2 separate regions of the Homo sapiens genome follow, and region 1 is linked to region 2. A link is an interaction called in ENCODE POLR2A ChIA-PET data of the cell type or tissue named here. Cell type or tissue: PC-9. All regions are shown on one strand. Links, peaks and the distances in the headings refer to the core of each region. The heading gives the core; the rest is flanking DNA.

What was found. ChIA-PET counts read pairs that join two places held together with the same protein. Peaks named below come from ENCODE experiments on the same cell type or tissue, not always from the same donor. Only the 100,000 strongest peaks of a DNase experiment are listed, where the experiment ranks them.
Region 1: POLR2A ChIA-PET joins it to region 2 with 7 read pairs; 2 of 35 experiments call an interaction of 5 or more read pairs at or near these places.

The regions. Positions count from the first base shown.
Region 1 is chrX:68,751,095-68,757,889 of GRCh38, reverse strand. No RefSeq gene overlaps it. Among named protein-coding and RNA genes, the nearest start is that of EFNB1, 75 kb to the left of the region's middle. In PC-9, for the core only: no CTCF peak of the experiment used is centred there; no DNase peak of the experiment used is centred there.
Region 2 is chrX:69,107,445-69,114,239 of GRCh38, reverse strand. No RefSeq gene overlaps it. Among named protein-coding and RNA genes, the nearest start is that of PJA1, 55 kb to the left of the region's middle. In PC-9, for the core only: no CTCF peak of the experiment used is centred there; a DNase peak (open chromatin) is centred at 4,409.

The sequences.
Region 1 (6,795 bases), core at 1,821-4,320, 360 kb after region 2:
GAGGTTAAGTGGGGGAAGTGAAGCTGTCCTTTTCAAATAGCTCTAGATAGTAATACTCATTTTTTTCAAAGCTGAAAGTTTAATGGTTTAATTTTAGGCCTATAAAAATCTCTTTGTGTCAAAACCACCCCATTAAAGCAATCAGAACAAAATGTTCCTGGTGTCCAAATGGATGCATCAAAGTTGCCAGGTCAAAATGTCATGTACTCGTGTGTGTTAGCACGCCTCTAATTGAATATACAAGGGCCACTAGCTACATGTTCCCTTTTATGAGCATTTTGGCCAGCCCAGGTCTCTGTAGGCCTGCGGCCTTTGTTCAGTCTACATTGTATGTGCCTATGTGAGAAAAGGTGCCCACCAGCATTGCCCACAGAAATGGCTTGGCAGGGGGGTTGCACCTGTGACCTTGACCCCACACTTTACCCGGGTGAGGAAATGAGGCTGATCCATGGGAGAAGAGCTGCTATTTGCACCTTCCTCTAGCCCAGACTTCTCCCTATTCCATTTCACTGCTTCCATCAGTCTAGCTAGCCTTTCCAATGAAGTCTCTCTAGTGAGAAATCATAAAATGCTTCATAAAAGAAGAGGAAGCCTGGGGGCAGGCCTGCCCAGGCTGCACATCCATTAGGGAGAAATGAATTGAGGACTGTGGGCTTCATGGAACCCTAGCCTTTCCAGATTTCAGGGTGGAGAGAGGGCAGGAACCCAGACTCCTCAAGTGCCAGTACTGGCATCACGGTCAGGTTGGAGAAGCGGGGACTGGGAGGCTGGAACAGATCTGGCCTGGGAGAGTGCAGGGACCAACCTAGGGTGAAACTGGCCTGATCAAGGGGCTCAGTTCTTGAATATGGGCAGGCTTCAGGGTGCATTGACTGAGCCCAATTCAAAGACGAGACAGGCTCCAATGCCATGGCCACCCATGCTGCACCCTTGCTATGTGCAGGACTCTCATTTCTCCTGCCTGGACAATGGCAGTAATCTATTTCCCCATCTCCCTGCTGCTTCTCTCTCCCTCTCCAGTCCACAACCCACACAGCATCCAGAGGGAGCCTTCCGAAACATAGGCCCAATTGCATCAGTCCCTGCCTAAATCCTTCTGCTGGGTCCCTAGCGTTTATAGCAACATTTCTCAAACTATGTGGCCTGGGATGATCACTGGGATCCGGTGATAAAGAGTTCCCAGGGCAAATAAGTTAGGTTAATGCTGGGCTCAACAAAGTAAAACAGGTGTCTTGATTGCAGGACATATTAGCATCTTTACTATGCTAATGTGCACTGGGGTTCGCCAAGAAGAAGGTCAATCATAAGCCTGTTGCCCCACTTATTTGACACCAGACCCTCCTGCATCCTGTCTTTCTCCTAGAACATTAGCCTTCATCAAGACCCTGTTTGGGAAACACTGGCTTGATATGCCATATGCGACTCTTTAGGACCTGTTACCTCCATATAGCTCCAGTTCTTCATCATCCCTCATGCTGTCCCTTCAACAGGAATGCCTGCCTTGCTTCTCCCCATTGCCTGGCTCATTACTACTGACCTTTCAATACTTTTTTTAAAACTTACTTTTCTTTTTTGAGACATAGTCTAACTCTGTTGCCCAGGCTGGAGTGCTGTGGTACGATCATAGCTCACTGCAGCCTTGAACTCCAGGCTCAATTGATCCTTCCACCTCAGTGTCCCTAGTAGCGGGGACCACAGGCATATGCCACCATGCCTGGCTGATTTTTGTATTTTTTGGTAGAGACAGGGTATTGCTCTGTTGCCCACGCTGGTCTCAAAGTCTTGGGCTCAAGCAATCCTCCTCCCTCAGTCTCCCAAACTGCTGGGATTACAGACATGAGCAACTACCCCCAGCCCCTTTCAGGACTTTTAGACTGTGCCTCCTCCAGGAAGCCTACCCTGGCTTCCCCCACTCACTATCAATCCCTTACTTTCCAGGGTGGACTCAGGTGTGTGTTGCTCTCACACTCTGTGCCTATCTCTGACTTGTTAGTTAACACCGTGTATTGAAACTATTTCAATATTTGTCTTCTACGTGAGATTTTGGGCTCCTTACAAGAAAAGTCTGGATTTTATTCAGCTCTGGGCCCAGAGCCCAGGACTGGGCCTGTCAGTTCTTAGTGAATGCTAGATGGAGAGATGGAAAAGAAAGGAGTAGGAAAGAAAGAAGGAGAAAAAGAGCTTAAGAAATAGAGGGATATAGAAAGAAGAAATGAAAGAGAAAAGCAAGTATATGGAGGCTTTTGTCAGGTATCTCTTAGAATGGCCTAGGTTCTAGGTGTCAAGCTATGGACTTGAAATTGAACAGCTGTATATTATGCAAGATACTCTATATAGCTTCAGTAGGAATGGCTGAGCTCTTGGATTATTGGCATACAGGCTGTAGCCCACACACAACAGCGAGGCAGGCACACTGGGCCAGGCCAGCCTCCAATTCAGAAGTGCTCCTTAATTTGATAGAAACAATGTGCTAAAAAGCTCAGATGGCCCAACCTCTAAGCCAGGTGGCCCTCCTGTAGCCCTCATGCAGCATGTGAAGTGTCAGGGTTCTATTATACTCCACTGGGTCCTGCCCCTGGGGTCAAACTGGGAGGTAAAGGCCTGGGGACTCACCCATGTTCACAAGAGGGTGCTGGGGTGTCCTAGCCCTGGTCGGCCTCCACCTGGATGATGCACCTCTTGTTTCCCTTAGTCTGTTTTCTTCTTCCCTCTGATGCTCAGAGTTGGGAAATCGAGAAAAGAAAGAAGCTAGAGAGAAAGGCCAGGGTTAAGGTTTGGATGGGCTTCCTTGAGGGCAAAATCCTGGCACTCAGCATTGAACCTGGCATATAATAAGTGCTCAATAAATATTTGTTGAATAAAGGAACTTGGGGTAGGGAGGGTGAGCTTGGGGGCTGGAGTGTGACTCAAGTGGTCCCTAAAGCCCTACTTGTTCCTAAAGAGTAGCTCTCGGAGCCTGCTGCACGCCCTGAATTTTTATCAACACAGTTTCATCCTTGGGGTTGAAGCACTGCATCTTCAGGGCACTCCTTTGAAATGTAAACATCAGACCACTAAGGAGAAACCAGTATTTGGTCACCTTATATGTGTCCACCACCTCGCCCTAGTGTCTGTTCATTGAACAAACACTGACACCTATGAATTGCCAGACCCTGCCTCAGTTGGGGACAGCCCTTGCCCTGTTGGACTCGTGGCCTATGTTGGAGATTCTCCCACCTCAGCACCAGCCGAACTGAAGAGGGGGTAGAGTTTCCCAGAATGATTGGAAGGATTTCCCCGCTGACTCATTCAACGTTTATTCACTGAGTGTATACTAGGTATCACCCACTGTGTTTTAGATGCTGGAGATACAGCAGAGACCAAACTTGTCATGAATCCCTACCCTCGTGGGGCTTCTACTCTAATGCAGGAGATGCAGATAATGATCATAAATACGTACATTACATAGTAGGTCAGAGGGTGATAAAGTAGGAAGATGACATAGGGAATGCAGGGCTAGGGATGGGGGTATATGCTGCCATTCTAAATAGGTGGTCAGGGAAAAAGCCTCACTGACTTTTGAGTAAGAACCTTAAAGAGGTTAGGGAGCAAGCTGTGCAACTACATGAGGAGACGAGCAGTGCAAAGACCCTGAGGCAGGAGTATGCCTGGCATATCCCAAAAACAGCTAGTGTGGCCAAAGCAGACAGTATGAGGGAGGAGAGTGGTAGGAGATGTAGTCAAAGAGGTGGCAAGGGGCGAAGTTGGGTAGGGCCTTGGAGACAGTCATAAGAACTTAAGTGAAATCAGAAGCTATTGGAAAGTTTTGAGCTGGGCATTTTTCTGCCTCCTATTTTCAGCGTGGATTGTGAGTGGCCAGAATTGGAAGCAGGGAGGTCAGTCAAGAGGCCGCTGCAATCATCCAGGTGAGAGATGATATTAGCAAGGACTAAGATAGGAGCAGTGGAAGTGGAAGGAGTGGTAAGGTTCTGGGTGTATTTTGAAGGGTGAACAGAACCTGGGCAGGATGCGTGGTATGAGGGAAAAATAGAAGTCAAGGATGGCTCCAAGGCTCTTGGCTTGTGCAACTGGAAGGATGGAGTTGCCACTTACTGTTAGACACCACAGATGATCAGACCCAAGCTTCACAGCAAGGAAAAAGCTGACCAAGTTCCTCCAAAGTTAATTAACTGCCCCCCTCCTCCTTGCAGGCCCCCAGTGCAGGTCCCACTTAACTTGGAGAAGCCCCATGTGTTTTGCTGGAAAGAAGGAAATGAGGTCTCTGGCTGACCCAGGTAGAAAGTCTGGAACTTGGGAGAGTCAGTGGGGCCTAGGACAGCTTTGGGAGACCTGGTTCTATCCTTGGGTCCTGGGCTTCTCTGGGGCCAGAGAGTATGGGACACTATGAGGTGCCTCAGCACCCTTCTGTGTTCATAGCTTCCTTTAGACAATTCAATCCACTCCATCACTTCCAAGGCTTTAGAGGGCTTGTGGGAACTGAGAAAGCCGTGAGGGCTAGGTTTTCTGGAAGGAGCCTGGGGCTGGTGGTTGGGGCGTAGGGATGAGGCTGAGGGTTTGGAGGATAGATAAACTTGGAACTGCTCAGCTTTTTGGCTGGGGAGTGGGACAGATGGGGGCCATTTACTAAACCAATAGCCATTGACAGAATGGGCACCCAGCCCAGAAGGAACTAGAGTTTGAGGTGACCTTGGTATTTTCTTTGGAACCCATGCCTGTTGGCCACTGGGTATAAGCTCTGGTTGGGGGTTGTTCAGCTCCCAGTTGTAAAGGACCCTATATCCAAGATTACCCTTGTGTCCAGTCCCTGAGATCACTGGTCAGGCCTGGAGTGACGTCTATCACCTCTCTCTACCCCAGATACTACCAAGTCCTCCCTTAACAAAGATGACGAAGGCATTAGTCCCCACTCTTGCTCTAAGGACCATGACTGTGAGTTGTGTCTCCAGCAAGAGAATATGCTGCCAGAACTATCTCCACCCTCTCACCTGCTGGCCTGGCAATCCTGGGCACCAGTGAGTTGGCTGGCCCCTTTGGGGGAGTTGTTCTTGTGAGAAGGCAATAGGACACTGTAGAGGCTATAGCAACTCCATCTAGGAGTCTCATCCACCATGTTGACTTCTCATTAACCCCAGTTCCAGGAATGCCTCCAACATTTCTATTTTATCTTCTGTTCCTGATGTAAGAGAATGTACTTACCAAATCTTCGCTTAAGTCAAAACAACCCTGATGTTATTGTACTTACCATAAATCCTGCCCTGAAGCAATTGTCCTACATATACATTTGAAGCACGCTTACCATTTTCCTATAGTATATGAGCCCTGAGGCTGAGGGGGTAACAGTAACAACACGGAATGTGTGTGGGCGGTGCATCTAGCATCTCAACTCACTGCTGTCTGAGACATGGCTTCTGTTCCTAAGTCCCTATTAAATATTTATTTCTGAAAAACTGAATTTGTCAGCCTCTTTCTTCTGCCTCTTAGCTTCCTTGGCCTTTGAGCTTAGGTTTGCATAGACCTGCTCACCAAGCAGCAGACACTTTAAGGCAAAGGGAACTTTTACAAAAACAAATGTTTCACAGAAGGACTCACCAGAGAATGAGGTCTGCGTGTTTCATGACTAACTGGGAATTTACCGTGTGTTTCTCTCTTAAGTTAAATTCACTCTTCAGAGGTTGCTTTTCCACTCAAGCCAGCCCTCCTGGAGTCTCCAGAACACCCACTGCCCGGGTAAACCCCAGGCCCAGCCCTGTCCATGCCCCTAACTCTGCTCTGTCCTTTTGGGCCTTTCTGCTCCCACAGCTTCCACAACTCCATCTGCTCACTGACTCCACAGCTTTTTCAAGACCTTTCCTGCATGGAGCGGCTGTGAGTGGCTTCTTTCCCTCTGGGGATGCAGTGGAGACGAAGGGGAGTCAAGAAAGGGACTCTGAGCATCTTAGTCCATTTGTGTTGCCATAACAAAATACTACAGCCTGGGAAATGTATAAATAATAAAAATTTATTTCTCACAGTTTTGGAGGCTGAGCAATACAAGATCAAGTGCCAGCAAGACTGGTGTCTGGTGAGGGCTGCTCTCTGCTTCCAAGATGGCGCCTCGTTGCTGCATCCTCCCAAGGGGAGGAACTAGCCCACGTCCTCATATGGTAGAAAGGGTGGAAGGGCAAGGGGGTGCTCTTTTCAACCTGAAGCCCTTGTATGAGGTGCTAATCCAGAGCCTGGATCTTGTGCACACTCTCTCTCTCTTGCTGTAAGTAAACACTGTGCCACTAGAGCCTGATGTACATGTTGTCTGTTCTCACGACCTTGACTCATGCACTGGTCTCTTCTGTGGGGGGTACTTATACAACTTTTAACCTTGGTCATACAGCCTGAGTACTCAATGAATGGTAAAACAATAAGACCAGTTCACACAGCAGTTGCTGGGAGTCAACCTTTGTGTTTGGATAAATGAGAATAATGCAAGCTTGAAGGTCTGGCAAGGCCCAGGTAAAGAGACTTTACCTTGGATGTTCACAAACTTTTTGGCCCCATTGTCAGGGCAACTCTGTGACACCTTCCTGAAGGCTGTTCAGGATGAGAGCAACAGTCTGGGGAAAAGCAGATTGGAGACCATACCTCTGGTCACTCCCCATCGCAGAGCTACGGCTCTTGCCTGGGTAGTTCCCACCTGCTGTTCCCTCTTTGCTGAGTAGTCTTCTCACAGGGTGCTGGACAACAATAATCTCATCCAGCTGCTGCTGAACCCCTTTCTGGGGCTGAATTCCTTGTACTTTCTGTGAGTTCTTGAACCTGTCC
Region 2 (6,795 bases), core at 2,915-5,414:
ATAGTTCTAACCTTGTATCTGCAATTGCTGTTGGTACCCGGACTTGGAGACGAAGTCATTTACAATGATAACAAGAGCATTCAACATCACTGGGCTGGAAACAGTGGCGAACCAGGGCTGAGCAAGATGTGATTCCTCTACTCAGCAAGCTGCCCATCTGTCTAGTAGGAGAGGTAAGCCATGCCAACAAATAGTTTTAATAAGAGACAGAAGGTGGCAAGTGCCAGAAAAGAGGGACAGATACAGTGTTAAGAGGTTTAGAGGAGAAAGAGCTGAGAGGCAGCTGGGAGGTGATAAGGGAAGGCTTTGTGGAGGAGGTTAACAGTTGAGCTGGGCCTTAAGGCATGAGCAAGATTTGCATATGTGGCAATGGGGTGAAAGATTTTCTAGTTGGGTGGAAGAGCCCAAGTGAAGGCATGGAGGTGGGGGATCTTGCTTGAGGTCTGTAGCATGAAAAATGAGGAGTAATCATAATAGCTGCTATTTATTAAATATTTACTATGTGCCAGAAATTGTATCAAGCAATTTACACACATTATCATGGAATCACCATGCCCCCTGTGAAGTAGGTAGCATGATCGTTTTTATTTTACACATGGGGAAACTGAGGCTCAGCAACGTTAAATGACTTGCCTAGGGTCACATGACTAGGATGTGGCAGTCAGGCCTTTGAGCCAGGGCTGTCTGACTCTAAGACACATATTCTTAACTAATAAGTCATTCAGGTCTCTGTTTCTCAGCCCTTTTTGAGCTTCAATGCCCTCTTGTTGGTGTTTGCTTTTCCTTCTCAATATACAACTCTTTCTGGGATAGAGAAGCCAGAAGGTAGAAGAACTAGGTTGTGGACTTCCTGTCAGTCTTCTTGCTGCCTGACACTGTTTGCTGCCCTCACTGCTTCTGACTTTAGTCCTATGTTACCCCATTCTACCATGGCTTGGTTCTCTGCCCTACCTTGCAGCCTTGGTGTGTAATCTTGCCATTTCTGAGTTCCTTTGGAAAATCCTTCTGTTGTGCTTCTTACTTCCAATAACTGCCCCATTTTGTCAGACTATAGGCAGTTCTACCATTCAAGTCCAATGTCTAGGTGCTCCTATGCCTCTTGAGCTTTTGAGCCATCTTCTTTTTGAGGGTGTTGCGCTATGAGATAATCTTCTCTCATCCTCCACTCCTGTTCTTTTCCCTGGCTTCTCTGAACCCTGAGTTCCAGGTGCCCAGGGTCCATGCCCTCTTGATGAGAAACAGCCCTGAGCAGACCTTCTCACTCCTCTTAGGGTACCCAGAACCTCTGTCTCCCCAGCTAGGTCCTTCTTGTGGGCCAGAATTGGGCCCAGAAAAGCCACCGGCCTCCCCCACCCTCTGCTCTCTGAGAGGCCGATGGTCACCAAGGGCCACCAAGGAGGGGCAGCCGTTCCCCTTCTAGCACCAGAGGCCTGACACCCACAGCAACCTGTGTATGTGGTGTGAGGGTATGGGAGGGCATGCGTGTGTGTCTGTGTATGCAGGAGGGAGGGGATGAACTGGAATTTTGAGGATGGGAGGGAGGAGGCTGCAAAGGAAGGTGTGTGTGCATATGTGCATGTATGTGCACATGTGTGTGAGTGAATGTGTGAGTCCATGTGCAGGGGTGTCTGTACCTTTCACAGGATGATTCCCTTTCCCCTCTGTCAGATCCTTTTCCTTCTGTCACAGGCTTCACCCCATCAGGCCCCAGTATTAGCATCCTGGTTCTATGTTCCTTCAGGGGCCAGCATTTTGAGATCTCTATGGCTTTTACCTGTGCTCCGTGCTTGTCTCAGAGGAGCAGGAAGCCCTCACCAAGAGGCCTCCTCTGGCCCAATGAACCACAGCACCCCAGTCCAATCCTCTGCCACCATGGCCATTCCATCTCCTCACTTGACTAAGCTGGTCCCATCCCCTCTTTTTCAAAATGAGGCAGGACAGCATGACGCAAACAGCCCTCTCTCTCTGGAGGCAGGAGAACTAAGGCTGTGGCCTGTAGCCCCCAGAGCAGTCTTTTTCAAACTGCGTGTTGCAACTCATTAGCAAGTCATACAATCAATTCTGTGAGTCTTGATCAGGATTTTAAAAAATGGAATAGAGTACATCCCACGCAGGCCAGGTGCAGTGGCTCATACCTGTAATCACAGGACTTTGGGAGGCTGAGGTGTGAAGATCACTTGACGCTAGGAGTTTGAGACCAGCCTGGACAACATAGCAAGACCCTGTCTCTACAAAAAATTTTTAAAAACTTAGCTAAGTGTGATGGTGCACACCTGTAGTCCTAGCTACTCAGGAGGCTGAGGCAGGAAGATTGCTTGAGCCCAGGAGTGCAAGCCATGATCACACCACTGCACTCTAGCCTGGGCGACAGAGTGAGAGTCTTGTCTCTAAAAAATAAAAATAAAATGAGTACATCCCATACGGTAAGGATAAGTAGTTTCACGAAGCTTTTGTTTCCATTTTATGTACACTTATATATTTTTACATAAATGTGTACTGAGTCTTGATGTAAAAAATGATTTTATACACACACATAAATATTGTTATTGTTGGTTTTGTAACCATGAGTTGCAATGAAAAATCAACAACAGCAACTCAAAGCACTGGTCCACAGTCTAGCTATGGGACCTTGAACAAGCCCTTTCTACTCTCTTGTCCTCATTTTTCTCATGTGGAAAATAGAGATGGTCATCCTTTCCTCCCTCCCTCATTCATAGGGGCTAGGTCTCCATGGCATGCCTCTGGAAGCACTTTGAAGACTGACACATGCTGCACACACAGGAGTTATCCTTCTCACTATGCCTGCCCCACATCCTTTTGTTTCTTCCTCAGGGCCTCACTGCCACTTGGCATCCATTGTGGGCTCTGCGAGGGTGCCTCCAGTGTGCAGATCCTGGGCTGCAAATGGGAAGGCGTAGCACGCCTGCTCTGAAGGAGCTTCCCAGATCCTCCCACCCCTCTTCCTGGCAGGAAGTCAAAGAGGAGCAGCCAGGGGTTCATCTTACCTGGTGGAACAGCAGAAACTGGGCCACCTCCCTCTTGCTAGTGGACCTGGCCAGGCTTTCATTTCCCCAGAAAGTGGAGCTTTAGAGGACACCCAGAGGATAACTTCCCAAGGGGCTAGGTTTGCAATATCAAGGTGGACCGGAAGAGAGGGAGCTGCAGGGTCCCCATCACACCGCCCCCGCAGGAGGAGGCCAAGCCCATGGGCAGAGGCACACACACCCGAGTCTGATGCCCCACGTTTTATTACTTTCTAGCTGCGAGAGCATAAGTCTCATCATTTTAAGCCTCAGTCTCCTTGTCTGTGAAATGGACATTATGAGCTCTACCTTTCAGAGCTGAGGCGAGGCACCAGTGAGCTAGGCGGAAAGCCACTACACAAGAATTATACTGGGCCTTTCTGGTCTCCTCTGAGCCCCTGTCCAGGCCCTTCCGTTTTACCGCGGCAGAGAGTGCAGAAGAGATGCCTGCATGCATATGTGCATGTGTGTGGCTATGTGTGTGTGAGCTTCGTGTAAACGTGGATTGTTGGTGGGGTGGAACAATATTTCCAACCCCTCAAGAAAAATGGCTTCTGTCTCTTTTCCTCTGCCTTCTATAGGCAACATTTCATCTCAAACCCAGGAACATTGTTTCCCTCTTTGCTTAAAGCAGGACCAGCACCCCAGGCCCTCTCACCAGGACATTGGGCAGAGCATAGAAAAGTGTGTGAGTGTGAGGCTGAGGCTCTGGCCCCTGCCCCTCCGTGGGTGGCATCTCTGTGTGGCCTCTTCTCTGAGCTGATGCAAGGGGGCTAAGCCTTGCTCAGACAAGCCAGATCTCCCGGCACCTGGGGCCCCTGGGAGGAAGGAGGGGATGGGCTTAGGAAGGGGGCTCCTGCTCCCAGCCCTGGGCTGCCAAGCAACCCTGAGGCAGTATGTGTGGATGGACAATCAGGCCCAGAGCTGGGAATATGCAGCGTGTGCTCATAGAGTCAGTCCTATTAGAGATGGAAGAGACCCAAGTTGGCACTAAGCCCCACTCCAGGGAGTGGGGCAGAAAATGGGAAGTGGCCTGCCCACTCCATGGGAGGGCCTAGGGTGGGAGGTCAGCACCCTTGCAGGATGGGGCACCCACTGAGGTCTTCTGTAGCTCATCAGGGCCGTCCTCCAGGGCCCTGCTCCCTGGCTCAGCCTAACTCTCCCAGCGCAGCTCCCAAGGTGGGTGTCCCTGCACTGACTGGCCAAGGCATTCTACTTCCCACCCCTCCCCTCCCCTTCCAGCTCCTGCTGCCTTCCTGCTCCTCCTTCTCTTCCTTGAAGCCTACTTGGCTGTTTACACCTCAGAGATATTTGTAGATTACTATCTCGGGAGGCCTGACTCATCCCTGAGCCAAGCCCTGTCTGTTGGATCCTTTCATCTTCCTCTCGCAGCCAATGCCTCTTCTGCCTAAATCATTTTCTCTCTCCCTCTAAATGCCCTCCAGCGAATCTGGCTCCTGCTCCTCTACTTTGACTGTACTTCACTGGAGAATTCTTCAGTGGAACCCACATGCCACTGCCTCCCAGAGCAGGACTGAGGGCAAAGTGGCAAAGGCCACCTGAGGCTTGCTCAAGGGCTTGGGTCAGCAGCTCATTCACTGCCCCAGAGTTTAAAGTGGTTTTGCTTTCCTGGGCCTTGGTTTACCCTTCTGGCAAATGGGCAACAGTAATCTCAGCCTCACCAATGTCACAGGCCTGTGGTGAGAAGCAAAATTAGATCACGTGTGTAAACAGCAAGCCCTACTTGAGTGAAACTGGTGCTGCTATGACCTGCCAAGGCAGTCGCTGTCCTTTGATAACTCCCTCCAGGCCCCAGGCCCAGCCTTCTCACACCTTCTGCCTCCTCTTCTCTGTCTCTGTCTCTCTCTGTCTCTTTTTTGATCATTTTTGCCCCATAATCCCTGCCGCGCCCCCCCCCCCCCTCCGAACTGCCCCTTCATGTCTTGGTAGCAAATGCTCTTTCCCACCAGCTGCACTGCCCACTTGGGCTGGTATTGCCCCCACACCGCCCCTGGCGGGGAAAGGAGCAGGCAAGCCCAGGGCCGCAGACCATGAAACCTAGAAGACAGTCTGACCCTACCCTCAGTCATCCCCAGAGATGAGAAGGACCTGGGCACAGGGACTAGCCCCAGGCTTTTCTCCAAGTGCCTTGTCCAGAGATGGAAAATGAATGGCTTAGTGGCAGTGAGCGAGGTGGATTTACTTACATAGACTTTTCATGTTCTTTATACAAAACAAACTAGTCCCTGACAATTTTCTTCTTCAAATGTTGTCCTGCTCCCCTAAGAGCTGTGTCTTGAGGTGATCTGGACTCACTCCCTATGCATGGGCCTCAACCTCCCCATTTGTGCAGTGAGAGAGGCTGGACTGTGTGGCTCCCAGGGTTCCTTCAGCTCAGACTGTCTATGTCACCCCATCAGATGCCATATTCTCAGCCATGTCTCCCAAGAGGCCCTGGGGGTTTCTCTCCTGGGGGTCAGCTTTGGGTGGCATCATTGTGATGCATTGGACCTCACCAGCCCTGCTTCCCAGGAGGTTTTCAACTGGGTCTCTTACTAAGAAAGCCCAAAGACCAGGATCCTAGAGAGAGCTGTCAGGCAGAGGCCAGCATGGACTTAGAGAGCATGGCCTAAGAGAAGCCAAAGAGCAAGCCCTCTCCCAGGGGGAAATGATGGCAGAAAGTCCTGGGTTCAAATCCTAGCAGCTCTGCCACGGACTCACTGTGTGACCTTGGACAAGTCACTTCCTTCTCTGAGACTAAGTGTCCTCATCTGAAAAATGAGGATAAAAGAGTCTTTCCATCACATGGTAAAAAGGGTTGCTCAGCAGAGGAGCTACAAAAGGTTGCTTCCTTCCTTCTCCAATCTTCCCCAGGATCCTGTGTGCAGGGGCTGGTGCCCTCCTCCTTCCCCTCTTTGCTCCTTCTCTGTGCTGGGAAAAGCAGCCATGGGCCTGGTCCTGCTCAAAAGCACGGCCGGCCAGCCCACTGCGGGGCCAGGCTTCACACTTGGTGCTTCCGCAGCTGATGAAAGCCTCTTGGGAGCCATTCAGGGGAGGGAAAGGGAGAGATGGCAGGGGAGGGCAGTGGGGCAGAGAGGAAGAGAGACAGAAAGAGAAGCAGAGAGAGAGAAGACATAGAGAAGATAGAAAAAGACATGCTCAGGGACACAGAGAAATGGACCCATCTAGAGAAGAAGACAGGTTTGGAGAAAGGCAAACAGAGAGAGAGAAAGGGACAGGCAGAGAAATAAAGCCAGAGACACACACAGAGGGAGACGGAGCCAGGGAGAGGGCCAGAGAGACAGACAGACAGACAGTGGGTCCAAAGATGAAAACGAGAGACGAAGGCAGACAGAAAGGCCAGAAAGAGAAACAGAAGCAGGCAGAAAGAGAGGCTGACACCAAAGAGAGAAAGAAACCAAGAGACATGGAGACAGAAAGACTGATGGAGACATAGAATGGGAAGGACAGAAGGGAGGAAGGAGGGAAGGAAAGAAGGAAGGGAGGGAAAAGGGTGAGGGGAGGGGAGGGAGTTGTTAGTTCAGGGCTGAGCCTGAGCACAATTGGCTGACACAGCACATTCTCCTACACTCTCCCCTCTCCCTCCTGCTGCTGCCTCCAGCTGTCCCCTCCCCCTTTCCTTATCACTGGGTCTTTGGCTGGGAAAGGGGCCCTGTGGCCTGCTTGTTTCACACATTCTTCTAAGCCAAGGTTAGCTGGTGTTCCTAGCCCCTCCCCTGCCCTCCTCCACCTACTCAGCAGCTCTAGTGCT